Linked DNA regions of Homo sapiens: all the other regions are linked to region 1. Evidence: chromatin loops called from intact Hi-C (ENCODE). Cell type or tissue: Caco-2. All regions are shown on one strand. Each heading gives the region's core, and the rest is flanking DNA. Links, peaks and the distances in the headings are about the cores only.

Region 1 (7,822 bases), core at 1,816-6,815:
AGCCTGGGCAACAAAGTAAGATCCGTCTCTACAAAAAATTTAAAAAGTTAACCAGGTGTGGTGGCATGTGCCTGTGATCCCAGCTACACGACAGGTGGAGGTGGAGGATCCCTTGAGCCCAGGAGATCGAAGCTGCAGTGAGCCCTGTTCATGCCACTGCACTCCAGCTTGGGCAACAGAGTGAGACCCTGTCTCAAAAACAAAAGGACACTATCTTCAGCCCATGTGTGATGAAGATGCAGATAATGTCTGTCTGCAGAGTGTCAGAAGAAAGAAAAAAATGTGCAAAGGGGGCAGAGAAGAGAGACCACATAGTTTTAGGAAGACAGACAGCCCCGAGCAACCAAAGACTCTTCAGTTTCCGGATCCTGAAGCTCATGAGGTACTACTCCCTATATTTACGTTCTATTAGCTCATGAGGTGCTACTCCCTACATTTACGTTCTATTAGTTCATGAGGTACTACTCCCTACATTTACGTTCTATAGCACTGTGTTTATAAAGTAATTTCCCCCCCTTTGCTCCAAGCTAGCTTGTTATGAGTTTCTGTTGGTTGAACCCAAGTCATCCCTAATTAACGTAATACTTTAATTTTTTTTTTTTTTTTTAGACGGAGTCTTGCTCTGTCACCCAGTCTGGAGTGCAGTGGCGTGATCTTGGCTCACTGCAACTTCTCCCTCTCCTGGGTTCAAGCAGTTCTCTGCCTCAGTCTCCCAAGTAGCTGGGATTACAGGTGTGTGCCACCACGCCCAGCTAATTTTTGTATTCTTAGTAGAGATGGGGTTTCACCATCTTGGCCAGGCTGGTCTTGAACTCCTAACCTCGTGATCCACCAGCCTTGGCTTCCCAAAGTGCTGGGATTACAGGCGTGAGCCACCGTGCCCAGCCACTTTAAATACTTTAAAGCAGGTTCCCTGGTGTCATCACATTTGATCCTCATAAGACCACAATTGTGAGGCAAATGCTATTATCCACTCTTGCAGATGAAGCTCTGAAATAGAGAACTGAGTGTTCCAAAGCCACAAAAGAGAGCAGAGAAGGCACTAGGACTAGTGTACTTATTAGTCCTACTTAAGCTGAGTCCAGAATCCATTGTAGAAGATGCAGTGACTGGATAGGTTTGCAATTATATCACTAAGGCTTCATTGGTTTAATTTACTTAGAATGCACTATTCACAAAACAAAGGCTCTGGGGAAAATGGGATTCAAATGCCTGGAAAAATGGCATCTTTGAAAAAATTAGATTCAAGAAGGGTTTAAAACTAATCTAGTGGGGTCAGAATTTAAAGAAAAAAAATGCATCAGGCATTTTACTTAGATGAAAATTTTCATTTCCAAGTAAAATGTAATGAACTAATGCAAGTTTACCAGCATTGCCAGGACCATAAGGATAGGAAATAGGCCGAGGTGGGAGGATGGTTTGAGCCCAGAAGTTTGAGACCAGCCTGGGCAAATAGCGAGACCCCATCTCTACAAAAAATTTAAAAATTAGCTGGGCATGGTGGCACATGCTTGGAGTCTCAGCTACTCAGGAGGCTGAGGTGGGAGTATCGCTTGAGCCAGGGAGGTTGAGGCTGTAGTGAGCTGTGATCACGCCACTGCACTCCAGCCTGGGCGACAGAGCTAGGCCGTATCTCAAAAAAAAAAAAAAAAAAAAAAAAAAAAGAATAGGAAATAAATAGCAAAATTTGGATTCATGATCACACACATAATTTAATTTCCATGGTTAAAACATAAGTGGACAACTTCTACTACTAAAATACAGAATTTGGGCTCGGCGCAGTGACTCATGCCTGTAATGCCAGCACTTCGAGAGGCCAAGGTGGGAAGATCGCTTGAGGCCAGGAGTTTGACCCCGCAGTGAGCTATGATGGCACCACTGCACTCCAGCCTGGGCGACAGAGCGAGACCCTGTCCCTAAAAAAATAAATAAATAAAATATGGAATTTGGAACAATAAACATATTTATTACCAATCCACCACATTCAACTACATTCTATTTTTTACATTGAGAAGACATAAAGGAGAACATTTTCCCTGATTCTGATCTTAGTCTTCAGTTTATACAAACTTCCATGTAAAACAAAACTGGAACCTACCCACTTGCTGTTCTTGACCAACTCTCTGAATAATTATCCACATTAATATTTGTTCATTTCTTCATTCATTAAATTTTTAATGAACCCTCACCAGATGCCAGACTCTCTGAGGACACAGCAGAGAACAAAGATAGCCAAAGTCCCTGCTGTCATGAAACAGAACTTACACTCAAGTGTGGAAGACAGACAATGGACAAATAAATAAGCATAATATGTCATGTTGCTGTAAGTGCTAACACGACAAATCAACTAATTAAGAGTACGGAGGGTAATGAAGGCAGATGCTGTATGAACAAGGAAGGACTTTTCAATAAAGTGATATTTGAGTAGAATCCTGAATGGAATGAGAGCATGGACCATGTAATTTTGTGTTGCAGGCACAGGAAATAGCAAATCCAGAGGCTCTGAGGTAGGAATGTGTCTGGGATAGTTGAGGGACAATAAGGGAACTAGTAAGCTGGAAACATGGTGAGTGGGGGCTGGGGAGTAGGAGATGAAGTCAGAGAAGAAGGAAGTAGAGACCCCAATCATGTAAACTTTATAAGCCATGGTAAAGGCTGGATTTTATGCCAATTGAAGTGCATCATCCTTGAGCATAGAGTTTTTTTACCTGACTTCGGGTAACTTTTGTCACTTTGCTGAGTAAGAAGTATTTCAAAGAGGCAAGAGAGAAGTAGGGAGACCATGTATTATAGTAGACTATACACTAATCCAGATAAGAGGTCATGGGCCTCAGACCAGGGTGGTAGCAGTGTACATGAAAAGAAGGGTAGAGAGTTGATAGTGTGTTTTTTGAAGATACAGCCAATGGGATTTGCTGAAGATTTGGAAATGGTCTGTGTGTGTGAGAAAGAGTTCATGATGACTCCAAGCAACTGAAGAAAGGTATGACCAGTTGCTGAGATAGGGTTGATTGAGAGATGAACAGATTTTGTTTGGGTCATGTTAAGTTTGAGATGTCCATAGACATCCAAATGGAGATGTCGAGTAAGCAGATGGATATGTGAGTTTGGAATTCAGGGCAGAAGGGTCTGTGCTGGAGATACACATTTGGAAATGTTTGGCATTCAGATGATATTAAAGCTATGAGACTAGATAAGAACACCAAGGGAGTGGGTTTAGATGTAGAAAAGAGCTAGGCAGTTAGCCTTAGGGTACTACAACTTTTAGAAATCAAGATGAGAAGTATCTAGATAAAGGAGATAGGGAAAAAGCCCTTAGTAGAGTGGAGGAGAGCCAAGAGAGAGGTGACCCAGGGATCAAGTAAAGAGAGTGTTCCAAGGAGGAAAGCATGATCAAATGATTCCAATGCCACTGATAGGTCAAGTAAGATAAACACTGAAAACTGACCATTGCATTTGGCCATCAAGTTCACTGATGACTTGATAAGAGGAGTCTTGGTAAAGATGTGAAAGCCTGACTGGTGTGAGTTAAAAAGAGAAAGTCATGTTATGCATGCTGTGTACCCACATGAATAAATTATGCACACACACTCCTAGTCTAAGCAGAGGGTAGATGGGTTCTGATCAGGAAACCAGTCTGGCAACAGGCCAGGCTGTGGCCAGGGGTGAGGGCTGGCTGACGGGGAAGCAAGCATATTAAAATGGTGCCATATATTGACTGCCTTTCTCTACTCTTTCATTGCCTGGTTTTACACTGTTTCCTTCAATATCTTTTCTTAACTGTCATAAAAAAATTATCATACTGGCCAGGCTTGGTGGCTCATGTTTCTAATCCCAGCAATTTGGGAGGTGGAGGCTGAAGAATCACTTGAGCCCAGGAGTTCAAGACCAGCCTGGGCAACATAGTGAAACCCTGTGTCTACAAAAAACACAAAAATCAGCTGGGTGTGTGGTGGTGTATGCCTGTAGTCCCAGCTACTGGGGAGGCTGAGGTGAGAGGATCTCTTGAACCCAGGAGTTCAAGGCTGCAGTGAGCTGTAAACATGCCACTGCACTTTTCAGCCTGGGCAACAGAGCGAGATCCTGTCTCAAAAAAAAAAAAATTGCCATGCTGACAAATGACCTTATCTTTAAAAGTAACCATTTTTGCAGGATATGCTAAGAGAATTAGCAAATAATTAGCTTTGCTTGTGAGTCTCTCATTTCAACTGGCAAATGTTCTGCTTAGAAAATCACTGTAGAACAGCATCTTCTGTTCCCACCATAATAGACTATCTTATTAACCAGATAAACAGTGTATGGCTTTATTATAAATTCTCAGCAATTTTTTTTTTCTGAGATGGAGTTTCGCTCTTGTTGACCAGGCTGGAGTGCAATAGCACGATCTCAGCTCACTGTAACCTCCGCCTCCCAAGTTCAAGTGATTCTCCTGCCTCAACCTCCCGAGTAGCTGGGATTACAGGCATGGGCCAAGATCGCACCACTGCACTCCAGCCTGGGTTAGAGAGCAAGACTCCGTCTCAAAAAAAAAAAAAAAAGATGCATTTCTATTTATTCTTGACAAAAAGCCTTTCCCAATGCTGTAATGATGGTGTTTTTCTCCAAACCTCGATAATCTGCTCGGATCTTCTATATTGGTGTATCAATTATATCTCCAATGTCAAATGCAATTTGCAATTAGTTGCCTTTTTCCATAACTCAGGATAAGATTGTTTGACCTAGAATGTTTCCAAGTAGTTTTCCTTCCCTTCCTTTACTGAAGAAACAGAAACATCCAAAATAGTTAGGCGCTCTGTGGCCACAGGAGGACAGAAGAGGATTAGTAATGAGATAGACTACCCTCCCCCAATTCGGAACATTCATGAAGCAGGAATGTAATTGACCTGCTGTGCTGTTTAAACAGCACAGGAGGGCAGCACAAGGCCAGAACTGTCAGCCCTAATCCTGCAACTATTCCAAACCACAACTGTATTTATAATCTGCTTTTCTAAATGCATACACAAGAGTTTTAATCCCCACCAAATTTAATTGAACTCTAAATTTGCATAGATTCTACCTATTCAACATTTTTATATCATTTTCATACACTACTCACACAATAATCTGAATTTAACAATTATTTTATGATAGTATTTTTTGTTTTTATTTTTCTGAGACAGAGTCTCGCTCTGTTGCCCAGGCTGGAGTGCAGTGGCACGATCTCGGCTCACTGTAACCTCTGCCTCTTGGGTTCAAGCGATTCTACTGCCTCAGCCTCCTGAGTAGCTGGGATTACAGACCTGTACTACCACACCCAGCTAGCTTTTGTATTTTTAGTAGAGGCAGGGTTTCACAATGTTGGCCAGGCTGGCCTCAAACTCCTGACCACAAGTGATCCGCCCATCTCAGCCTCCCAAAGTGCTGGGATTACAGGTGTGAGCCACAGCGCCTGGCCTTATGATAGTGTTTTAACAGTTGTCTATACAGTCAAGTTAAGTATTACAACCCTTAACAAGTGAAGTAGAACAAAAGATCAAAGGTGACTTCTCTATAGTCACACACGATTGGTTGCAAAGTCAAGATAACAACCTAAACTTGATCCTTTTCCACTACACATAGCTCTTTCAGAAAGTGCTTCCCCCGCCACATACACACCAACACATACACTGTCTCTATGACTTACTCACTTTGACTTCAGATATAAATCTATTTAGTCTTTAATCTTTTTTGTATCCTCCAATGAAGCTAATCTAATGCTCTAAACAAAATAACCGCAAAGTAGGTAATTAGCACCCAGTAGATATGATTGGCAAGTACACCTGGTTCTAGTGAAGATCCCAGAGATGGCTCCCAGTGCACGGTATTAGGAATCCTAGACATGGCAGTCATGCAACTTATACAGTCTATAGCCCCTTCCAAGAGAAAAGTACTCCAACTCCAAGCCACTGGCTTGGGCTCCTAACTCAGCACTATGGTTTATGATGGGGCCTGGTACAGACTGCTCTACCCAAAAGAAAGAAAATGGTTATTAGCTAAGCCAAGAACTAGAACTAGGAAGTACAGTAAGAACTAGGAAGTACAGTAAGAAGAAAACAGACAGGTGCATTGAGAAGACATGTAGGGACCAGCAGAATCACTATGTGCTAGAGCGAGGGGCCATAGGCTTCTATGGCAAAGATGTCTAGAATTCACAGACCTTGGGAATCTTTGATTACCATTTACCTGCGAACCTTTCAAGGTCCCATAGTTTGGCTTTTCATGTCCTATGGCTAAGATTCCTGTTACACACACGAACACGCACTCACGCATACTCCATATACTACTTGTGGTAAAAAGTGAGACTGTGTCTCACAATCAATAGACCTTACCCAACCACCAATGCCACAGACATAGAGGCAAGTTGAAATTAGGTAATAGATCCTTTCCACGTCCAATATAAGGGTAATCTAACCTCAGCCAAGCTCATTTGGAACATGTGATACTTGACCCCAGGTGTACTTCATTCACTCAATATGTATCCTTTATTACCTACAATGTGTCAGGCATTGTGCTGAGTGCTAGAGTTACAGAGACAAACAAGCACCAGAAACAAATAAGACAAAGTCTCTATTTTTGTGGGGCTCCTAGCTCTGTGGGAAAAGCTGGAACATCATACAAAAAAAGGAAATAAATTATAGAAAATTTAAGGAAACTGTATACTGATTGCCTAAACGGTAGATTCTCTTTTGCACTTAAGTCATCCTAACAGCTCTTCTATCCAAGTTCAGTTTATCAGTCATGATGAGATTCATGTCAGTATACGGTACATCCAAGTGAAAAGACCAGAACAAAATTAAATCATCATTTTTTAACACCTTTATCACTGGGGTGTAGAATAGTGTAATTAGAGGGCCAGGATTAATAAGTTCATTATGACCATTATTTAACAGGAATGCTGCGTTCTCAGGACTTTAAATGTGACTATGATGTTTTAGATTTAAGTTGAACATCCCTTACTGGTTTGTTTTGAGTGATTCTCAAAGCAGAGAAATAATGAAAACTGGTTTAAAATAGAGAAAAAAAACGAGAAGGCACTGAGTAAAAGGAGAATGGAGATCCAGAAAACTAGGGTCTTTTAAAATGAGTCATCACCGTAAGGATCTAGATTTATCACAGGTCTATATTTACCATGGATTTAATCATAATTACTGAAACTAATTTTTTAAAAAACCCACCAGTACATACTCTAACATGTTTAGCCTGACTTTGTAACACTATTTTACAGAGTATTCTGTTGCACTTTTTTAAAGCACTAGAGATGTGAGTCAAATACCAACTTGTATTTAGAATTTTAGAAATATTCTATCTAATCTGTTATTCTATTCCTAATAGAATAAGATTCTATTAATATTTTAGAAATATTATATTATTTATTCTATTCTATTCTATTAGTATTCTATTATTTTAGGATACAGCACAATTAAATTCAACAAATATTTAGTTGTGCCTAATTTGTACAAACCATAAGGCTAGTCATCAGAGGAATTTTGAAAAGTGAATAAAATACAATCACTGTCTTCAGTGGGAGGAGCTTTATTCTACATATGCAAATTAAAAATATTATTCTACATATAAAAATCAGACAATAACATAAACATAAGGCCAAATATGTGTTCTATAAAAAGATGATGCAAGCAAAATGCTTATAGGAGAGATCAGGAAAAGATTTACTGAAGAGACAGCCTTTGTCCATTCTTTTTTTTTTTTTTTTTTTTTGAGACAGGGTCTCACTCTGTCACCAGGCTGGAGTGCAATGCCATGATTATGCCATGACCTCTTCAGGCTCAAGCAATTCTGCCACCTC
Region 2 (7,822 bases), core at 1,932-6,931, 1.2 Mb after region 1:
CTGGGCTCAAGCGATCCTTCCATCTCAGCCTTCAGAGTAGCTGGGACTACAGGTATGCACCACCATGCTTGGCTAATGTTTTTTTTAATTTTTTTTTTTTTTTTCATGGAGACGGGGTCTCCTATGTTGCCCAGGCTGGTCTCAAGCTCCTGGGCTCAAGCGATCCTCCCACCTTGGCCTCCCAAACAGTTGGAATTACAGGCATGAGCCACAATTCCTGGCCATGGTACATTCATATAATGGAGTACTATTCTGCTGTGAAAAAAAGAATAAACTCTTGATTCACACAATGATGTGGGTCAGTCTTACGTGAATTTTGCTAATTGAAGGAAGCCAGACTCCAAAGGGTGCACACATTGTATAAATCCATTCATATGACATTTTAGAAGCAGCTACACTATGGGGATGGAAAACAGATGCCAGGGGTTGGTGGCAGTAGGAAGAGGGTAGATTAACTGTACATTAACTGCAGAGATAATTCATGGGGGGAATTTTTAGGGTGACAGAACTGTTCTGGGCTGGGTGTGGTGGCACACACCTATAATCCCAGCACTTTGGGAGGCCGAGGTGGGAGGATCGCTTGAGCCAGGAGTTCAAGACCAGCCTGGGAAAAATAGCAAGATCCCATGTTTACAAAAAGTAAAAAAATTAGCTGGGCATGTGTGCACATACCTGTAGTCCCAGTTACTCAGGAGGTTGAGGTAAAAGTATTGCTTGAGCCCAGGAGTTTGAGACTGCAGTGAGCTATGATCGCACCACTGCATTCCGACCTGGGTGGCAGAGAAAGATTCTGTCTCCAAAAGGCAGAGGTGGGGAGGGGGTGGGGGGTAGGAACAATTCTGTATGATACTGAGTTGTGGATAAATGGCTCTGCATTTGTCAAAATCCATAGAACTGTACATCACAAAGAGGGAACGCTAATGTATACAATCAAAAAAATATCAACCAGGATGGTGGGGACTGCAGACTTTCATGAATGAATGTAACTGTACACATAACATCCCTGAAGGGGTTGGGAAAAGGTGCAAACCAAAATAATCTTGCAGGTGCTGCTTTGACTTATAATTGTAAGGCTAAAGGCCAAAGGAACTGGACATAAGCACTGTGTTCCAACTGGCAAGTCTCTTTCTCATCGGGTTGGGGTGGGGCGGTATTACCTATGCTGAAACAGCTTTACATGCACCGTTAAGTAATAATGGGCAAATAAGGAAATAAAAGTGGATAGTGGGGGTCAGGTTTTTCACTGTTGGAGAGAGAAGTTATAGATAAGCAAAGGCAGAAGGCTAGAAGGAACCCTGTGATACTGGATTAGAGTCAGAAATATGAGTATGAACTCATATTTAACCATATATATAAATCATAATAGATATGTGTATATATATGGGTTAATATATGTAGCTCCTATCTGTGCCCTCTGAGAGGGCTTAGTACAGGGTTACAGCTAGTATAGGGTTGCCAGATCAAACATAGGATACATAAGTAAATTTGAATTTCAGATAATAAATACACACACACACACACACACACACACACCACACAGAGAGACACACACACACAGACACTTAAGCCTATAAAGGAGTAAAATATATTTGCAAGGGTATACAAGAAAATTGTAACTGGGTGGCCAGGGCAATGAGATGGAAGGAAGACTGACTTTTCACTATATACCCTTGGACCATAAGTTTCTTATTCACAAAATAAACAACTTTACAAAAATTAAGCAAGTAAAACCTTGTAGCTAACTCAACAAATAAAAGTATTTTCTATGAATTAGAATAAAAAAGGGCTACCTGGTTAACTTTTAAAAATTTCACTGCTTTGTAGTGAAATCACTTATTCGTTATGTAATTCATAGAAGCTCCAGACAGAGGCCGTCTTTTTCCTCCATAAGCAGGTCTTCTCTGCCTTTCTGCAGACCAGGTGGGGGTCACAGGCAAGTGTGACATTTTCTTCCTGGACCCCTTCTTCCATGGTGTTGGGGGAAGGACACCCGCACATCTTGGGGAGGAGACAGGAGAAAGACGCGCTTCCCGGAATCTTGGCTGCTTCTCACTTTAATCAAAGTCTCCTGCTGCTGACACACGGAAATTCTTTAATTAAACTCAGCCTGGCTCCTGTGCTAACCCTCTCCAGGCCGGTGCCAAGGCAACATACTCTAAATGATGAAGAGGAACCTTTTAAAAACTTTTTAATAGAGGGGATAATTAGCCTGTGCAATTCATTGTTACAGAATCTCCCAGAGACAAGGTAACTTATTACAGTCTTTCTTTCTTTCCTTTCTTTCTTTTTCTCTTTCTTTCTTTCTTTCTTTTCTTCTTCTTCTTTTTTTTTTTTTTTTGAAAGCTTTCAGTTTTATTCTGGATAGGAATTGTCTCCCTGTGCCAGACAGGGCGAAGCTTCCCAGGTCTCTTGAGGCATATGGTAATTGTCAGAAAGGATTGCTGAGGTCAAGAAGAAATTTCTTCCCACTATTGAATAAGGGCAAAAGGTAGACGAGAAACACTGTGGGAAGAGAGAGGGAACAGTCTGTCTTCTGCAGCATCGGACTGCACTGATTGTGCTGAGCCAGAGAGAGTATAACAAAAAGAAAGTAAATAGTGCAATGAGACTGCTCTTTGGTTCAGCCTTTGCCAGAATACAAGGACCTGCCCAGGCTCTGTCACAGGCTGTGCTAACAAACCCAGCCTTGGTTTTGCTCACAGAACTGAAAGAGGCTGGGACATCATTAGGGAAACGGAGTCGAACAGCCCTGCTCTCTCTGCTTCCTGCAGATCAGCAGACATGGAGCAGGGACAAAGCTTTCTTCCCACCTGGAAGGAATCTGCGCTTTCCTCATGAGTCTTCTGTTCAAAGGACAGTACCCCCAGTTTGATGTGAAAGTGATAGGGCGAGTGAGTAGAGTTCATAATTGTTTACTGCTACCTGGTTTCCTGAACTGTAGAAGTCATGACGAAAGATGTCAACTTTATGAAGCCTTAGGGGACATTTTAGATATCCTTTTCCAATTCACGTGTCTTCTCTTTGCTCCCTTAAGTAAACGAAGAGCTTCTTAACCAAGCCCTCAGAACTAGCTGCCTTGATAAGGATCAGCTGGAGCCAGTCACAGCCTACGCTAGTTTGTGGGCAAGAAGAAAAGCACTTAAAGCAAACTCCCACCCTATGTGGCTCAGTGGATTCACTATCTGCACTACCTCTTTTCAAGAAAACAGGTTTTTGGCACTGTGGTGAGTTTCAGCCTAAGTTCCTAGGCAAGCTTACTTTCCCTGGTTTGAGTTGGGGAGGATGGCGTTACTCTTTAGTAATTTTGTTGCCCTTTCTTGTGTTGCTATTTGTCAGTGCCTGTATATGATTTTTCCTTCATTTGCTAGGGATTAGGGAAGTTAGGTAGGGTTACACTGTTGATAGCAAGTGATCATGCTTCTGTGCAGTCTCCTACCAGATTTTTTGCTGAATGAAAAAGCAATAATAATCGTGATGAGGAGGAAGACAAGGAAAACAACTCTAAAAAAGATGGAGAAAATTGTCGCATAGTTTCATGATAGCTCACCAGTAAGGGGTGCTACCTTCTGTGCTAAGGCTTAGGTAATCATACCCTTTACCACTGTGTGTTGGCAAGAACTGTACTTGAAATCAGGAGACCTGGGAAGGCTGAGGAGGGAGGGTTGCTTGAGCTCAGGAGTTCGAGGCTGCAGTAAGCTATGATCACGCTACTGCACTCTAGCCGTTGACAGGCGACAAAGCGAGATCTGTCTCTAAAAAATAAAATAAAGTAAAATAAATCAAGAGCTCCAGATTTTGAATTCTGTCTTTGCCATCTGTATTATTAGTACCAGTTACTTAACATCTCTAAGATTGTTCCATCATCTATAACATAACATTAAAAATGACTATTGACAAAGATGTTTGAGAAATAAAGGAATTAAAATTGCTGCAAAACACCATTTTCTCAGTGTTTGTTGGATCTGGATAATGTTGTGATATATGAATTGCATCAGAGTGTTGTCATCATTCATCATCATCATCATCATCCATCATTTCTAAAGTATCTAGATTTGTTCTAGAAAATGTAGCATGCTTCCCAAAGACAGAGTTTCTGACAACTAAGGGTTGGCAGTGGAAGGGAATATCCCACAGAGGTGCTGAAGTCAGTTTGCAAAGAGTTTCGAAATATTCAGCAGGAAACTTAACTGGTAAAAGAAAAGGATTATTCAGGGAGCACCCAGCATGCCACTCATTCTATGTGTGACTTGTATACACTTATTGAAGAATCAGTTATACTGCAGGGTTTGATGTGTTCAATAAATGTTAACATAATTTGTTAACATATAAAAATGGCACAAAGCGATCGTTTTTCTACCTACTTACCGCTTGAGAGGTTTTTTCCTTCTCATCCATTTTGACCAATTTCATAGAAATTTTATTTTCAAATTCTAAAAAGCTATTTCTCTCCATATCCTTGAATGCCTCTGACAGAAGCGACTGGAATCCCCTTTCTCTCAGAACAACGTTCATTAAACATATTTGGTTAAAAATACGTGGAACTCTAATAAGTTTTACTTTAGATAACACAGAAAATCACACAGGGTCTGCATACTTCATGCTAAAGAGCCTTGGGGTTTAGTGAAGAGGAGAACAGAAAATGTCTCTGACTTTGGCTTTGGTCTGATTTCCTCTGATCACTAATTTCCTAGCCCACATGTCTAGGCTAGGACACCATTGTCTGAGAGAGACAACTTCTCTTGTTGTTGTTCCTACAGACTATCCTTGTTGCACGAAGCACAGGATAATCTGTCACCCTGGCTTTTTGGCTTCCTGCTTCAGCACCACCTCTCCTTGAAATGCTCATGTATGGATATGGGTTCACGGGTTCCATCTAGCGGCCACTACTCAAATAATTTGAAAGTCAAGAACATTTCATAGATGACATTGACCTCACCTTTGCTTTGACGTACGGGGAAATTTAGATCTCAAGAGGTGAAATGAAGCATCGTAGGCACATGGCTAGTTAGTGGTAGAACTGGGGCCATCACCAGCCTCCTGACTCCAGCCCAGTTTCTCAGCCACAACAAGGTTTTTTTTTTTTTTTTTCCACAACCTTGATATTCTTCCTCCTACAAAATACTTAACTCTCCAGAGACTTAAACATCTTGATTCAACTCTGATACAAAAATAAGCAGAAAACATAACAACTGAAATGATAACTATAGCAATAAAAATATTATAGATTTCCATCGTATGTACTGTAACAATAAGATTCAAATGAATGAAAGATATAGCAGATTTCAGTATGGGGGAGTTAATGGAGGAAGATGGAACTCCATTACCTTCTTGAATGTGAAAGAGTAGATAAATTGGAGGAAGCTCCTAGGGGAGGGCATTTCAGGAACATGGAAAAGCATGAAAAAAATGTCTTCATGTGATGAAGAGGTTGGTTGTATTCCCTAGGCAAATATTAGGAATTAAAAAACAATTATTTCATGTTATTTAACCTATTAATAGATTTTTAAAGTGTACAACATAGTAAATTTCGACCTATTTTACACCAAAGAGGCAACTGACACAATCAAGATAATGAACATGGCTGGGCAAGGTGGCTCACGCCTGTAATCCCAGTGCTTTGGGAGTCATAAGTGGGAGGATTTCCTTGAGACCAGGAGTTCAAGACCAGCCCCAGGCAACATAGTGAGACCTCATCTCCACCAAAAGAAAAAAAACAGCCAGGCATGGTGGGCTGAGCCTGTAGTCCCAGTTGCTTGGCAGGAAGATCCCGTGGGCCCTGGAGTTTGAGGATGCAGTGAGCTATGAGCTGGGTGACAGAGCATGACCCTGTCTCTAAAAAAGCAAAAAAAAAAAAAGGATATTCATATCCTCCCCACCAAGTTTCCTTGTTGTGCCCCCTTCGTAATCCTGACTCCTCTCTCCTCTGGCCCATCCCACTCAGACAACCAGTGACCTGCTTTCCGTCACTTTGGATGAGTTTGCATTTTCTAGGATACTTGTACATTTTTTTCATTTTGAAACAATTTCAAACTTATGGAAAAGTTGCAGGTGTAGTAGCACAAGAGCTTCCGTACACCTTTCATCCGGATTCCCCAGTTGTTAACATTTTACCATGTTTGTCTTCTTATTCTATCTACACATTTATACGTATTATTGCTCTTAAATTTTTCTGAACCAGGTGAGAACAGTTGCAAATATGATGCCCCATGAGCCTTTACTACTTTGGCATGTATTTCCTTAAAATGAGGACATTTCTATAACCAGAGTGCATCCATCAAGATCGGGACATTACATGGGGTGCGGTGGCACATGCCTGTAATTCCAGGTACTTGAGAGGCTGAGACAGGAGAATCGCTTGAACCCAGGAGGTGGAGGTTGCAGTGAGCCGGGATTGTACCACTGCACTCCAGTCTGGATGACAGGGACTCTGTTTCAAAAAAAAAAAAAAAAAAAAAAAAAAAGAGAAAGGAAAAAGAAATGAAAAAGATCAGGAATTTAACATTGATGTAATAAAGCCACAATCCGTAGACTCCATTCAGATTTCACCAATTTTACAATAACGTTCTTTATAATTCCAGAATCCAACCCAGGATCATGTGTTGTGTTTAGTCATTATATCTCTGTTAGTCTCCCTTAATCAGGAACATTTTCTCATTCTTTCCTTGTTTTTCATAACCTGGGTGTTTTTAAAGAGAACAGGCTAATTACTTCGTAGAATGTCCCTCAGTTTGGGTTTGTCTGATGTTACCTTATTGTCAGATTTGGGTGGTGCGTTTTTGGCAGGACGTTCACAGAAATGATGCTGTGTTTTCTCAGTTTGTTAGAGTAACTTAATATAGATTTATCCTGTTTATAGACAACATTATATGTTAGCACTCGATTAAGATGATATTGGCTAGGTTTCTATGCTATAGAGCTAACTAGTAAGTAATTTGTATTTCTAAACTACTAATAAGCACTAAATATTTTGGGGGAGATACTTTGAGATTGTATCCATTTCCTCATCAAATTTTCACCTACTAGCTTTTCCATCCAATGATGATTCTATCTAAATTAGTTATAACTATAATGGTTGCAAAATAATAATTTTCTGGCTGGGTGTGGTGGCTCATGCCTATTATCCCAGCACTTTGGGAGGCTGAGGTGGATTGTTTGAGCCCAGGAGTTGAGACCAGCCTGGGCAACATGATGAAACCTCATTTCTACAAAAAATACAAAAATAGCCGTGTGGTGGCACACGCCTGAAGTCCCAGCTACTTGGGAGGCTGAGGTGGGAGAATTGCTTGAGCCCAGCAGGTTGAGGCTGCAGTGAACTGTGACTGCACCACTGCACTCCAACCTGGGTGACAGAGCAAGACCCTGTCTCAAAATAATAACAATTTTCTAATTCCATAATTATATTTACATTGATTAGTTGGCATTTACTATAAGTTAGAGCTCTCTCTTCTCTCTCATATTTATTCATTCATGTATTATATAAGTATGGATTCATGAGATTTGATTTTTCAATGAATTATAATCAGTTACTATCATTTTTTATTTTGATCCACAAAATGACCTAGATGTGGACAACTGGAGCCCCATGAAGTTGGCTCCTGTGTTTATTTATTTATTTATTTATTTTGAGAGGAAGTCTCACTCTATTGCCCAGGCTGGAGCACAATGGTGTGATCTCGGCTCACTGCAAGCTCCACCTCCTGGGTTCACGCTATTGTCCTGTCTCAGCCTCCCGAGTAGCTGGGACTACAGGCGCCCGCCACCACACCTGGCTAATTTTTTTGTATTGTCAGTAGAGATGGGACTTCACCGTGTTACCCAGGAT
Region 3 (7,822 bases), core at 1,116-6,115, 300 kb after region 1:
AACATTCACAATTCAGATGAGAAAATCTTTCAACAGCTCTCACTGAGTGAAGGCAGAAAGCCCACTTTGTCCCACTTGCCTGGAAGAATGAATGCCATCCTGGAAGAACAGGCCACTTGGGTGCCCCCCACACTTCAGCAGCTGGTGCTCACCAGACCTAGGTGCTCTCCACTTGTTGAAACATCAATAACCCAAAAACCTTAGCTTTCCAGACAAAGCAGGATGGATGGCTGCAGCACTCAGGGATTCTTTCCTTCCCAAAAGAGCTTGCTTTAAGGAGCTGAAAGTGTTCTTTTTATTTAAAAAAAAAAAGGTGTTTAACACATGCTCACAGTAGTTTGAAGTATACACAGGTTAGAAATGTAGGCTTTGCAAGGCGCACCAAGACTGATTATAAAAGAGGGGAGGTTATTTTTATATGGTTAACAGCAATCACATTAGGGACCTGACACGTTTTTTTTTTGTTTGTTTGTTTTTTGGTTTTTTGAGATTTTCAGCAAGATAAACCATAGGTCCACTTTAAATGAAAATAAATAAAATATCAGAAAAGGATGCAAGAAAAAAATCTGAAATACTAATGCCAGGACTTTTCTTGCTCAAAGGGGTAACCCTTCTTGCACGTGTTAACTCATCATGGGTTCCTTAGCTCCAATGGGTAATGGGAAACAGGATTGTTTACACTGGAGAAGACGCCCTGATCAGATGGAAAGTTCTCATTTAGTAGTAGCCTAAAAAGTTGAGGCAATACTTATAGCAGATAATTGCTAAGAACAAGATCAATTTCAGAAAAAACTAACTTTTCCACACACGAAGTCTACTAATAAGGAAAATAATCTCAACTTCTACTCAGTTTATATCCAATTAAAAGAAAATATAAACGAAGTATTTCTTTCACAGAGAGTTAAGACACAATGAGTTGGCAATAAAGCAAATTGCCACCCACTCCAGACTGTAAATAGGGGGCAAATGTTGCAAAATAGGGCCTTCCATGAAGTACATTCCTTGGTGACAGCAGTTTCTGTAAAACAGTTTCCAAGGGAGCAGTAGAAGCAATCCCTGTGGCAAAGTCCGGTCACCAATGCCAGCCAGCATTGTTTGCCGTGCAAGGCACGGCAGGTACTTGGCAGTGGCTCAGTTCTGTGGCATGATCTTGGCCATTTTACTTGGCTAGGTAGCCCAAAACACGATTCTAGAGCTCTTCTGCTGATTCTGTGAGCTATCCACATTCCTTTTAATAATTTCTTTATCTGCTTAAATCAGCCAGAAAAATCTGACCAATGTACTTAACTTCAGTTTCTGTATTAGTAAAAGAGGAATAGCACTATATACCTTGAATGTAGCTCAGAGTATTAATTGATAATACATGTTAAAAATCCTTTGGAAAACAATAAACAACATTATTATAATTTACTAAAATTTAACTACATGCCAGGCACTATATAAAACACTGTATTTCAAGAATAAGAAAAATAATGCCTAATATTAATGATGGCACTCTCTCAGCCAAGCACTGTGCTAAGCATGTTCTGTATTTTGTCTTAATTGTCAGGATGACATTAAAAGGCAGGTAATCCCCTATACTAAGTAAGTAAAGTAAAAATAATCATCATAATAAAAAAATCACAGTGATGGAAATAAGTGCTAGAACTAACAGAAAGAATAATGTTATCAATTAATGATTTTTGGTGACAGAAATATTACTGCACCTTGAGGGAGATAATACAGTAGCCAAACCATGAAAGCTCTAGAGTCACCAATTCTTAAAATTCTAGTGTCAATGATTTGGCAACTTACTTGAGGAGTTCATTTAAAATATCATTTTCCTCTTAATTCAGGCTTAAGACAGTTTTTGCTTGGTTGAGATGTGGTTATACTTTAGAATCAAGATGTTTTCAGTAGCAACACAGCTCATTTATGACTAAATCTTTACCTTTATGGGTTGTCTCTCTGGAACTCACTTCGTTGAAGGTTCACTTTCGGCATTTACCATAGAACCCTTCTTCTGTATTATTGTTGACATTCCTGCTCTCTCTTCCCAGTTACTCAGTAAGGTCCTTAAGGGAAAAAGTGTGTATGGTGCCTCGTAGACTTACACAAAGTAGTTCTCTGGCCGGGCGCGGTGGCTCATGCCTGTAATGCCAGCACTTTAGGAGGCCGAGGTGGGTGGATCACTTGAGGCCAGGAGTTTGAGACCAGCCTGGCCAACATGGTGAAAGCCCATCTGTAATAAAAATACAAAAAAATTAGCCAGGTGTGGTGGCGGGCACCTGTAATCCCAGCTACTTGGGAGGCTGAGGCAGGAGAATCACTTGAACCCAGGAGGCAGAGATTTCAGTGGGCTGAGATGATGCCACTGCATTCCAGCCTGGGCAACAGAGACTGTGTCACAAAAAAGAAAACAAAAAACCAAACCAAAACAAAAAAGTAGTTCTCCACAGACTGCTGTTGGACATGCTGAGGAGTGCTCCTATGTGGATGAGTTCTGAAACATACTATTGGTGCTTGCTATGGTTTGAATGGGTCCCTTCCAAAATGCAGGTGTTGCCAATGACAGTAATAGGAGGTGGGGCTTTTAAGAGGTGGTTAGGCCATGAGGGCTCCTCTCTGGGTAAATGGGATTAGCTGCCCTTACAAAAGGGCTCAGCAGGGGAGTTACTCCTGTTTTTTGCCCATTCTCCTTCTGCCAGTTGAGGGCAGAGTGTTCATCCACTCTAGAAGACGCAGCACTCAACAAACCTTAATCTTGAACTTCCCAGCCTCCAGAACAGTGAGAAATAAATTTCTGTTCTTTATAAATTACCCAGTCTCCAGTATTTTGTTATAAATGGACCAAGACAGTGCTCCCTTGGGCCTTGGCTAAAGATCTCTAATTTCCAAGAGGCTCAAGTGCCTAGTTCCTCCATTTCATTTCCCCCAAGCAAAGTTCTGAATTTAAATTTATTTCTCACCCGGAGCAAAAGACGCACATTCTGTTCACATCTCTCCAAATAAATGAGCTCATTTCTGTTTCTGAAGTAAATTTACGTCACCCATATTTGAAGATATGGGCTCTTCTTGTGCAAGTACTGAATGAGCCCTTATCTATAAATCACTTGCCTTCAGCCTTTTGAAGAGTCTACAAAGGCAGTTATACGGAACTACAAGATAAAAGTGATACCAAAGGTCAACAAAGCCAAGGATTAAACTTTGTTCCTTTCCTCTAGCAACTAGGAAAAAATACACAATATATCCTGCCATCAGTAAGTCAAAGCTTGATTGATCTAGGGTAATTAAATCATATAATCTAGCAAGTCCACTCCTTGGTTCTCTGACCAGGGCATCACATTCAGAGATAACATATCTGAATACTCATGTGACCATAAACACAAAGATTCCAATCCCAGGGCTGAGGGAGGGAATGGGTTTCCACGTTCCAAGTCCATCAAGCGTGTACATCACAGCCTTTGTTGAAGATACCTCAGTCATAAAAACTCAAACCTTTCTCCCTGTTTCTAAAGCACACAGCTGTGAAAACATGCTCCTTTATGGAACATGTTAGTTGATAATACTCGGGAAAAAAAAGTATGTAATTAATTGTTACCCTTTCCTCATCTCCTGCTTCAGTTTCCTCAGAAGCAGGAAGGTGCCCCCCACAGCGGACTAGGGAGATATGGGGCAATCACAGAAAGGAAATCCTTGGTGTGCCCAAGCCACGGGGAAGAGCAGCTGGGATTGCCACAGAAAAGCCAGCAGAAGCAACAGACCTCTAACAGTGAAACAGCCAAATAATCCAACATGAACATATTTTGAAGAGAAATATCTTTGATTTTATGATGCAATTAAGTCAGGGAGACAGATGTGCAAACTAGTTAAATATACAGGTTTTAGAATTAGATCTGAGTTTAAATCCTAGCTCTGCCCTTAATAGCTGTGTGACAGGAAAGGTCTTTCATCTCTCTGAGCCTCAGCACCCTCATCTGCCAAATGAGGAAAATACCTACCCTAATAGGTTGTACAAGGATTAAACGAGAAAATACATGTAACACTTTTGTGCAAAAAAAAAAAGGGAAATGTGGTTATTATTAACGAAAAAGTGGGACTGTGTATACTCAAGCCACTGCTTCTATTCAATTTCTAAGAAATAATAATGAGTAGTACCTAAACACTTTGGAAGTTTTCTGGGCACCAAGTATAAAACTATGTGGAAAGTTTTTCTATCCTACCAACGTTCACGTATACAACTTTCACTATGAAGACGTGATAAAGCTAAATTATACCTTAGAAGGAAACAAAGACTTTAAAACATGTTTGTTTTCATGTTAATTACAGTAGAAGCTAATAGAGAAATAAAGTTCAAATACTTCTGGAATTATTTTTAGGGAGACTTTTGTTTAAAAACAAGTTAAAGAACAATTGAAGGTGACAGGGAATCAAATTTGGACTTATGGGAAAAAGGGGAACTCAACTACTCAAAGATGTTCCATAACAGAGCAGATTTCCTTATATGACAACGAGCTGCTTCTGATCAGATGTTGAGCAAGTCAAGGTTAAAAGTCTACTTCAATGAGATATTCCACAAAAGACCCTCAATTCAGGAACTCTGCAGGAAGCAGAATATTGGATAAAACTCTTGAACACTACAACACACAACCAACTCTCTGGTGTCCACAGTAGGGCAGAATTTCCCTCTAATAATCATCCCTAATTAGAGAAGGGTCTCCAAATTCAGGTAAGAGACAAATTTGCCACTCAATTCAAATATGACAGAAGCTGAATTCACGAATCTCATGATCCTTAAGCATGTTGTTTTGCTCTCTCAACTCTTTTTTCTCCCTTGATGCCCTGCTTTTATCAGCTATCCAATCTAATTCCATGAATAGTTACTGGCTTCTAGAAATCTATCCCAAAGAAACAAACTCAGATGAAATTTATGCACCAAGATTTTGTACTCCAGTATCATTTTAATACCCAAAATGTCCTCCAATGGGAGAATGATTAAACTATATTTATATTTACAAAAAGAAATGTTATCCAGCTGTTTACACTTTTTTTTTTTTTTTTTTTGAGACGGAGTCTCGCTCTGTAGCCCAGGCTGAAGTGCAGTGGCGCCATCTTGGCTCACTGCAAGCTCCGCCTCCCGGGTTCACGCCATTCTCCTGCCTCAGCCTCCTGAGTAGCTGGGACTACAGGCGCCCACCACCAAGCCCAGCTAATTTTTTTGTATTTTTTTTTTTTAGTAGAGACAGGGTTTCACCATGTTAACCAGGATGGTCTCGATCTTCTGACCTCGTGATCCGCCCGCCTTGGCCTCCCAAAGTGCTGGGATTACAGGCGTGAACCACCGCTCCTGGCCTTAGATGATGTTTTCAAACAATATCCAATGACATGGGAAATGCCACAATAGAATTTTAAGTAAAATTGTGATATAAAATGACAAATTTTAATTATAAAGTAAATGTATACTTTACATAGGTCTACACTAGAAGGAAAAATATAGCAAGTTATTAACAATGGCTATGTCTAGGTAGAATTTTTAATTTTCTTTTTTGTCATTTTGTTTTCCAAGTTCCTTAAAATAATCATATATTCATTTCGTGATCAGAAAAAAAATTATTAAAAAAATAAATATGGCAAAAAAGCTATGTTATAGTTATCTTGGATTTGTAACTCAGAAATCAAAACAATTCTTTTAAAAGGAAGAAGCATGGTATAAGAAAATTAAGTTTGCATCTGACCCTATGTTTGAGATGGTTGCTAAGCACGATGTTGTCTTTAAATTAATCAATAAGCAAGGAACAGCTGGGACAATATCCGGTTTTACTGAGGATGTGGAACAACAGGAACTCTAATATATAGCTAGTAAGGCGATAAAAGAGCATAACTACTTTGAAGAGTAAATTGACTGTATCTAGTAAAGCTGAAAATACATGTGCCCTACTAGACAGCAATTTGTTCCTAGTTACATACCCTAGAGAAAACTCTCATACATGTGCAAAAGGAGACATGTACAAAGATGTCCACTGCAAAACTGTTTAATAGTAAAACAACTGGAAACAACTCAAATATTCACTAATAAGTCAATGGATACACTGTGAAATATTCATTTGATGGAATACTACGCAGCAGTGAAAATAAGTGAGACATATATCAACATGGATAAATCTCAAAATTATAAGGAAAAGAAAAAAGAAAGTTACACAAGTAGCTGAAGGATACATATAGAACACAACTTATATAAAGTCAAAACAAGTGAAAGAATATTCTACACCGCTTAGATATACAAAAACATGTAGGAAAAAGACAAGCCACGAAGAAAACACATGGGCATGATGAATGCCAAAATCAGATCAATAATTCCCTGTGGAGTGGGAGGAGGAGGGAATATCAGGGAAGGATATAAAGGATGGGGAGGGGGCGTTGTTTATTTGAAACGTGTATTTTTCTTCCTGCAGGGAAAGAGATCTGAAGCAAACATGGCAAAATATTAAAATATGACAAATTTGATGAATACACAGGTGTTTGCTATTTTTTTTTTTTTTTCTGTATGCTGACATACTGCAAATGAAAAAGAAATTCTAGGTAGCAGCTGATAATCTCTATGGAGGACAAGGCATCCTATCCACAGCAGTTTCTTAAACCCTGCTGGGTCTAAGGCCCCTCTGCAAAGCTGATGGAATCTATGGCTCCACTTCCCATGGGGTTTATTATGCTACCACCACTCCACCCTTGGTCACCTCAGGAGACATTCAGGAAAACCCATGCCCACTCTTTTGTCATGTGGTTGACCGAGGTAATTTCAACTCTTGCTAAGAGTTACCAAGGCCAGACAATTAGACAGGGAGAGAGCGTGAAACATTGGCTGCTCAGAGAAATAGCCTGTGATAAAAACAAGATTTTCACTGAATCAAGGCTGCCAGGGTAACAACTAGTGAAAAAGCTAAAAATCCAGTGGTACACATGCAACTGAATGTTTTCAAACCAACTTAAAAGGTAGGGGAAGCATTACGGAAAACATTCTTCAACTTAATTCAGCCTTGGTGCGAAGCCAAGGTTCTAAGTAGTGACTGACAACAAAGATTAGTGGGATTTGTTCATACTTCTCAAAATTTTCCTCTATTTGCACATCTTATTTAATAACATTTAATTTGGTTAATTTTTAGCAAACATTTGGCTAATGTCTATGCTTAGCTTTTCCAATAAAGCACTGTGTTATTTTCAGAAAGTCCAGATGAGTGGAAAACAATGACACTTTGAGTTACTGACTCAGTTAATAAAACCTAAGGGAAAATGGCTGCTGAGACTTAGAAGTCATGACGGAAACAACTGGTGACAGTACACCTAAATTACTGGCTAAGCACCTAGAAGGACACAGTCTTTGGCAGGACAGGCTTAAAAGATTGAAACCTACAAAGGGACATTAAATACTATTAATTCAACATGTATGTGAAGGTCTTTAACTGCTGTAATTATCTCAGAGGGTTTTTCTTTTAGAAGTTCTAGATCTGTGGTACTCAGAATTGTCCCCAAAATGCCAACATTGTAAGCTTAACAATGCCATGTAAAATCTCCTGTTTCTTTGTTATGGTCTTTCATTATCTCCATTGTATTCCATCTTTATATTCCAATCCAAATCTTTTATTCATGCCTGCCTCTTCCCTGTCCTCTCTTATTTCCCCTCTACCTTACCTGCAACCCTGACCTCCACCCCAGGCTGCCTCTTGAAAATGCAGAGCAACCACCCAAAGAGCTGGAGAGTGAGTGTTGATTTGGGGAACAATAGTGGGCTACGTAAGAAACCCTTTTGCAATTCACCTTTTTTTTTCCTTCCCTCCATCCAATTTTT
Region 4 (7,822 bases), core at 1,616-6,615, 220 kb after region 1:
TAGGAAGGGCAGGAGTCAGTTCTGGACACGCTGAGTTCGAAATGCCTGTTATACTTCCAAGTGGAGATGTTGAGTAGACAGATGGATGTATGAATGGGGCAGGGGGATCCCTGAAGGAGGAGGTATAAAGGTGGGAGTCATTAACATACAGACAGTACTTGATGTCATAAGAGATGATCAGATAATTACTAAGAGGCAAAATATAGATGAGAAAAGGATTGAGCCGTGAGCACTCCCACCCTGAAAGTCTGGGGAGTTGAGAATGACCCAACAAAGAATATTGAGAAGTAAATATTGAGGAAGGAAGGAAATCAAGTAATCAGGGAGGCAAATAAACAACGTGTTTTCCAGGAGGAAGGAGCAGTCGAGTGTGCCAAGTAGTACTTTAGGTCAAGAAAGATGAAGACTGAGAATTGGTCATTGGATTTAGCAACATGACTATCGCTGGTGATCATTGAGCAGTTTTGGTAGAGTGTTGGGGGTGAAAGCCTGAATGGAGTGGGTTCAGGAGATAACAGGAGGAGTGGAGCTGGAGATATCAAGTAGAAGGGGTTCTTTCAAGGAATTTCAAAGATATGGGGTAATGGCTGGAGGGAGACGCGAAGCTGAGAGGAGATATTTTTAAGGTGGGAGAAATAATGGTTTGTTTGATTGCAGGTAGGAAGAATGATCCTGTACAGTGGAAAATTGATGTAGGAGAAAGGAGAATCACAAAGCTATGTTCTTGAGCAAGAGGGGATGGATTTATTTAGCAAGCGGAGGGATTGGCCTTACGAGTATGGACAGTTCGCCCAAAACAGCAGGTGGGAAGGCATTATATCTGGGCGCATTTGCTGAGAGATGGGTAAATGTGGTGATGGAAGTCTATCAAAATTTGCCTCTGACTGTTTCAGTTTTTCCATTGTAGTAGGAAGCAAGGTCATTCTTCAGCTGTGAGTGAAGATGAGTGGGGACATATAGGGAGTTTGAAGAAAAAGGGAAACAGAATGGCATATGGGAAAGAGAAAAAGTGAATGGACTGGGGAAATACAGAGATTGCTGAGGAGTATGAATTGAAAGTTAGATCAGGTAGCATTGTGGAGTGTTTTTCTCTGGCCATGTTCAGTGGCATGGGCAGTGCTGACTAGGTGGAGAATTAGACTTAACTAGGGTTGTAATCTTGCCAAGTGAGTACGAACAATTGATGAGGGCAGAGGAAGTTGGGGTAAAAGGAAAGGAGTGATTGTAATAACTGATTATAGAATTTACATTGGGCAAGGAAGGCAGACAGACATCATGGGGATGAAGGACAGAGAAAATTAGTAGATCATCAGACTGTAGGTCCTCCTGCAGGGGTTTACAGATTCTGGGTGTAGTGTAGTATAAGAGATCTTGAGTGAGCTGGAAAGTGGAAGGGTGCATGAAATCAAGATTATGGAGGGTTTGTGGTAATTGGTAATGACAGAGACCAGGCTAGATCTCATGAGAGTGAGAGGCCAAGATGAGGAGTTCAAAGAACTGTGAGGCCAAGGTGTTGGAAGGATCTTTGAAGGCCAGTGAAGAAGGATTATCTAATCAGTAGAAAGTGTGTATTTGCAGACTTAGCACAAAGTTGAGCTAAATATTTAACAGCATATGGTGACTGCTCTCTAGAAGCTTAAAGATTATGATGTTTAATTATAGGGCAGAGTAAATATTCAGTTGTGTATGTTTTATACAGCATGCTGAAACTAAACTGAATGAATTATATAAATATCTTTTTATAATTTAGTAAGAAGTCATTGATACGTATCTATAAATAAAAGCAATCCTTATTCCACAAAAGAATCAGACTCATTCTTCATAATTATAGTTCCATCTCAGTTTCACCATTACAAACAATAAGATGAGTCAGGTATGGTGGCACACGCCTGTAATCCCAGCTACTCGGGAGGCTGAGACGGGAGGATCACTCGAATCCAGGAGTTTGAGGTTAGCCTGGACAACATGGTGGGACCCTGTGTCTTAAAAACACCAACAAAAATTAAGATCCCCTCCCAGCCATTTGTATTGAAGTTTGTAAAAAAAAAAAAAAATTAAAAAAATCAAGAGAGCAAACTAACAACAGTTACATGAAACTTTAGAAACTTTCTTAACTGACTCCAGAGATTTCACGACATCTTTTCCCCACATCTTTGGAAGGTGAATGCCTGCTGCATGAGTGGGCTCTTTGCTGTAGCACGTCTGCCTCCACCATTTGAATAGTATACTTACCAAGAATCAGTTGTGTTTGTTCTCGAACTTTAGGCCACTGGACTTGTTATTATAATTATGTATGTTAATTAAAATAGGACATACACCAATGAAATGTGAAGGAAGAGGGATGCTTTTCTGTGACCTAAGTCAGGTGTTTTGGAAAGATTCAGGAAAGACAGATTGCCATATATATGTTTGTCAAATTAGGTGGGAATAAGGGAGCTGTAAAGTATTTGGGGGACAGTTTTAATCTAGAAGGCTTTGGCACTGATAGTGTTTTACAAGTTCCTGCTCTTCTTTAAAAAATGAAAAGTAGAAGTGGTAGATGCACTTAGGTGTGATTTGCTTACGAACTCCAGTCAGCTAACCTAGAAAACAAGAAGCTGTGGTCCTGCATCAGAAATCAGTGTATTCATGCATGTTTATTTGTTTTAAGTTAAAATGATGTTTCGAGTATGTATATATCATTTTTAATGATTTCCCCCTTAACTGACTTTTTCCACTGACTACCAATCCAGATAAGAAGGCACTTATTTATGATATTTAATTTAGTAGCCAAATTATATTAAGTATTTAAGGGTTTTTTTTTGTTTTTGGTTTGTTTGTTTTTACAAATTGTACTTGTTTTATTTATCAAGTCCCATCTTACTATTCCAAAAAAATTTTCAGGTAGCATCTGGATAGTAGATTTAATCAATAGACCTTTTAAGCTAAAAATTTTATAAATAAAGCCATTGAAATTATTTAATTTTTTCTCAGTCCATTTTGCGTTTAAAATATTTTACTAGCTGCATACAGTAGCTCATGCCTATAATCCAAGCACTTTGGGAGGCCAAGGTAGGAGGATCGCTTGAGGCCATAAGTTTGAGAGCAGCCTGGACAATACAGCGAGACCCTGTCTCTACAAAAAAAATGTTTAAAAATTTGAGGGGAGCAGTGGCACATGCCTGTAGTTCCAGCTACTCAGGAGTCTGAGGCAGGTGGATCACTTGACCCCAGGAGGTCAATAATTGAACCCACATCAAAGGGTGGTTGTGAGAATTAAATGAGACAGTCCATTTAAATGCTTAATACAGTACCTGGCACATTGTAGGCATTCATTAAATGTTAGATATGATTTTCTTAATCAGTACCGTGTGTCATTGTCTAATTAAAAGGTCTCTAACAAAGGTGCTCAATAAATATTTTTTGACTTAATATAGGTTGTCATTTCTTTAAAATGTAGGCTATTAAGTTTACTTGTCAGAAGTGTACATCGTATTTTTTCTATGGAAAATCAATTTTGACAGTCCTTATTGACTTGCAACATGTTTTCTCTTAGAATTTCCTGTTGTCTTTTGATTGTGTACAGTGTGTAACACTATTAGAGTCACCTCATTTCTCAGAAACTTCTGTAATTTCTTCATTATTGAATTGAGTGGATAGGGATATTACTAATTCCTTTACTTTTAATTTAACATATCTGTAGTACCATTGGTGGAAAGGAGAAAAATGTAGTACCGTTGGTGGAAAGGACTATTGGTGAGAAAGTCCTCAAAGGCTGATTTAACTCCAGTGACCCACTTCTGTTCTTACATGAGTGATCCTGAATCAGTTTCTGCACCCTGTTGTTGATCAGATAGTACTAGATAAACTCACCTTGGGTTCACACATAGAAAAACAAATGTAACCTTTGCTACATGTACAAAAGTTTAAAGGTTGTAGTAAATACCATTAAGATCTACGTAGCCTGATTGTTAACCTAACAGAAGCATGAGACCATCAGAAGACTTGGGCTCTGGCATAGCTGAAGGGTGTTGGCCAATCTAAGAAATCCACCTAGTTCCAAAAGCTGTTTATTGACATTGTCATCTCAGAGATAAGAGATGGTTGCATACACAATCTGGATTTATGCTGTCCACTTTTTTGTTTGTGTGTTTGTTTGAGATGGAGTTTTGCTCTTGTTGCCCAGGCTGGAGTGCAATGGCGCGATCTCAGCTCACCACAACCTCTGCCTCCTGAGTTCAAGCGATTCTTCTGCCTCAACTTTCCCGAGTAGCTGGGATTACAGACATGTGCCACCACACCTGGATAATTTTGTAGTTTTAGTAGAGTTGGGGTTTCTCCATGTTGGTCAGGCTGGTTTCAAACTCCCGACCTCAGGTGATCCTCCTGCCTCGGCCATCCCAAAGTGCTGGGATTACAGGCATGAGTCACTGCGCCCGGCTGCTGTTCACCTTTTATGTAAAATAAAGTATATTTATTGTGCCAAATGTAGTAAATGAAGAGATTAGGGAACTGGCATGTTTCAGAAGGGTAATATAGGAAGAAAATTGCCCATTTTCTTTCAGGTAGTTGGAAAAGATTTGTAGAAAAGGTAGTATTCCAAGAGAAGGAAGAAATGACCAAGATTGCTTAGACTAAGATAATTATTCCAGGCTTGGAACGTCTCCTGAGAGGCAGCAGGGGGATGACTAAATGAAGCGGGTTTGTGTGGGCTTGCCTGCTAAATGGTGGATGGATGTCAGTTGAACAGATTGTTTTGAGTGCAATTCTATAGCTGGGCTGAAGGTGCAAAAACAAGACGCGGTCCAAGATCTTACTCATTACTTCATTACATAACAGGGGAGATGAGAATTATCTGTTAATGGTAACACACTATGGTAGGTGCTTAATTAATGGTGTGAACAAAGTACTTTGGAAGGACAGAGAACTGAATGGTTAATTATGCATGAGTGGGAAAGAGTTCACAGATGAGGTTAAAGTAGGAAAAGTGGGAAGAGTGTCTTCTGGAAGAAGGACAGGGCCTTCTAAGCACAGGAATCGTGTGAACAGAGGGTGGGTATACATTTGACGTTGGGGGTGCTATATGGGACAGGAGCAGGAAATGAGACTCAAGGAAATGAAAAGAATGTGGATAAAGCACCCAGCTTGGGGTTAATCATAACAAAGATTCCTCTAGTTGTTCAGAACATGGTTTGGAGAGAAAACCACTGCAAACTTCAAGAGCTCCTGGTGGCTTTTTTGGTTATCTTGGCTACTGAGCAGTGAATGGGTATAGAGAGGAGAGAGGATCAATGGAAGAGGTTATTCCAAAAGGATTTGGCAGCCATTTGGATGAGGGTCATGGGGAAGAGAAAGGAGCCCCATTTTATTCTCGAGCTTAGTTGGCTGGGTCGATGTTATTACCCTAAACCAATTTGGGGATTACAGAGAGGAGGCAGGAGTTGGGGGCAGAAAAGGGAAAAAGAGAATATGTTTAGTTTCTGACATTTTGAATGTGAAGGGCCTGTGGAACATCCTGATAGTCAGTAGGTAGTTGGAGATACGGGTTGGAAATTTAAGAGGACACACACACACACGCCATCAGCATGTAGAACTGGTAATTAAGACTACAGAAGTAAGTGCAGCCTTCAAAGAGAGTATTTAGAGTGAGAAGAATGACTAGAATTGTATCTTAGAGAACCAGCGTGTTCCGTGTGGGAAGAAAATGTTGTGTGTCCATATATTCTAAAATCATATAAACTGTTGTTTTCTTTTGTATTCTTTGTTCCACTTCTCTCTCTAGTAATGAAGATAATAGAGACTTGACTATATGAATGATGTGTGGGCTTCAAGCATACTATTTTAAATAGCGTTTGTTGTCCTTAAATTTTTTTTTTTCTTTAAACTTGTCTCTAGATGTCATTTTGCTAGGTTTTTGGACTTCACTGATCTGAATGAATTATATTTCAAGGAAACTGGGCATTTTTATCATCACATTAAACTTCACTCTTTCAGAATGATCATGTTTACTATATTATTAGTCACTTTAACTGCTACTCTTTCTCTCCATAGGAGCTGATGCAGCAGAATGGGATTGGTTATGTGTTAAATGCCAGCAATACCTGTCCAAAGCCTGACTTTATCCCCGAGTCTCATTTCCTGCGTGTGCCTGTGAATGACAGCTTTTGTGAGAAAATTTTGCCGTGGTTGGACAAATCAGTAGATTTCATTGGTAAGTAGCTCAAATAATATTGCAGGTCCTGTGGGTGATCGTCTCATGTGTAGGTGAACCCCCTCAGCCCCCCATTTTTTCTTTAGAGAAAAGGAGCCTATTTCAGAGATTTCAAAAGTCTGAAAACAGCACGTGGTGCAGCTTACTCATCTGGTGGTCAAGGTGACGTGTGTGTCACACTGTCCCTAAGGACTGGCCTTGTGACATTCTAGCTAACATTTAACACCACCAAGGTTAAGCTTCACAGGATCTGTAATTATGTATTTGCAGGTGTTTGAAAATCAGTTAAGCTTTTAGGGTTAAATTCTTCCCCCAACTTTTTCAAATCCTATACAAGCCTTTGGGAAACTTTGGTAATATTCCCTGTTGCCTTGTTGCTGTGTTTTTTACAGAGAAAAGTCAAATCTTTTGAAAACAAATCCCATTACATTTAAGTCTTTATGTCAGTGTTTCTGAGCCGGGGTCCACATGCCAATAATTTCAGGTAGTGTTTGATCTAACAGAATTTTCACACACACACACACACACACACACACACACACACACTCTCATTTGGTTATTTTCCTGGCAATGGTCTTGACGGGATCTCATCTGTGCCATACTTTGTTGTGCTTCCTGGGCTTGTTCAATTCTGGAGCTTCTCTGGCCCCTGGGTACTTACTGCTGAGGCATTTTGGTGCCACAGGATCAGATCTGCTGGGTGGTAACTTGGTGATGTGTATTTGGAATGTGGCTTTAGTGGACAGTGGCTGAGCAGAGGAGAAACACTGCTAGCTCCTGAGCAACATACCACAGTGACTCTTGATGTTCCATGTAAGGAATTTTTTTTCCCCCAGTTACATAAGTTGGAGCACCCTAATCCATAATTACTCTGAATTGGTTACCATTACCATAATTAAAAATAAAAGAACTAGTTCTTTCAAAAAAGTGGAATTGGCCAGGCGCGGTGGGTCACGCCTGTAATCCCAGCACTTTGGGAGGCCTAGGCGGGTGGATCATGAGGTCAGGAGATTGAGACCATCCTGGCTAACACAGTGAAAACCCATCTCTACTAAAAATACAAAAAATTAGCTGGGCGAGGTGACAGGAACCTGTAGTCCCAGCTGCTCGGGAGGCTGAGGCAGGAGAATGGCATGAACCCGGGAGGCAGAGCTTGCAGTGAGCCAAGATTGCACCATTGCACTCCAGCCTAGGCAGCAGAGTGAGACTCTGTCTCCAAAAAAAAAAAAAAAAAAAAAAAAGTGGAATTGGCCAGGCACAGGGGCTTATGCCTTAATCCCAGCACTTTAACAAGCCGAGGCAAGCAATCACTTGAACCCAGGAGTTCGAGACCAGCTTGGGCAACATAGCAAAACCTTGTCTCTACCAGTGCACCTGTGGTCCCGCCTACTCGGGAGGCTGAGGTGGGAGGATTGCTTGAGCCAGGAGGCGGAGGTTGCAGTGAGCTGAGATTGTGCCACTGAACTCCAGCCTGGGCAGTAGAGCCAGACCCTGTCTCAAAAACAAAAAGTGGAATTATGTATATTAAGCCCCATATTATAATTTTCACCTGTGAGGGGAATATTCTATTTAATGCTTTTGGAACTTTAAGTAATTCCAAAACACTTGCCTTTTTTTCAAGATTTCCAGGTT

What was found. Peaks named below come from ENCODE experiments on the same cell type or tissue, not always from the same donor. Only the 100,000 strongest peaks of a DNase experiment are listed, where the experiment ranks them.
Region 2: it touches region 1 in a loop (9-fold over the local background); 10 of 110 quality-filtered maps call a loop at or near these places.
Region 3: a loop joins it to region 1, with 4 times the contacts of the local background. A loop is called at or near these places in 3 of 110 quality-filtered maps.
Region 4: a loop joins it to region 1, with 4 times the contacts of the local background. A loop is called at or near these places in 8 of 110 quality-filtered maps.

Annotation. Positions count from the first base shown.
Region 1 is chr12:12,701,832-12,709,653 of GRCh38, reverse strand. It overlaps a transcript of GPR19 not described here. Among named protein-coding and RNA genes, the nearest start is that of GPR19, 9.6 kb to the right of the region's middle. In Caco-2, for the core only: a CTCF peak has its summit at 4,872; DNase peaks (open chromatin) are centred at 4,883 and 5,387.
Region 2 is chr12:11,551,185-11,559,006 of GRCh38, reverse strand. It overlaps LINC01252 (long intergenic non-protein coding RNA 1252), which reads right to left. Exons shown (of 8, transcript NR_033890.1): 3 at 6,314-6,427; 4 at 5,325-5,441; 5 at 4,937-5,158; 6 at 1,791-3,752. It overlaps LOC124902877 (a long non-coding RNA gene), which reads left to right and starts at 2,804. Exons shown (of 3, transcript XR_007063210.1): 1 at 2,804-2,891; 2 at 3,035-3,224. In Caco-2, for the core only: CTCF peaks have their summits at 4,688 and 4,890 (motif pointing left); a DNase peak (open chromatin) is centred at 4,836.
Region 3 is chr12:12,399,287-12,407,108 of GRCh38, reverse strand. The region is part of intron 2 of BORCS5 (BLOC-1 related complex subunit 5); the gene reads right to left. Among named protein-coding and RNA genes, the nearest start is that of BORCS5, 46 kb to the right of the region's middle. In Caco-2, for the core only: no CTCF peak of the experiment used is centred there; DNase peaks (open chromatin) are centred at 2,588, 3,062 and 3,388.
Region 4 is chr12:12,485,396-12,493,217 of GRCh38, reverse strand. DUSP16 (dual specificity phosphatase 16) reads left to right here. Exons shown (of 7, transcript NM_030640.3): 5 at 6,031-6,190. Among named protein-coding and RNA genes, the nearest start is that of DUSP16, 74 kb to the left of the region's middle. In Caco-2, for the core only: no CTCF peak of the experiment used is centred there; a DNase peak (open chromatin) is centred at 3,997.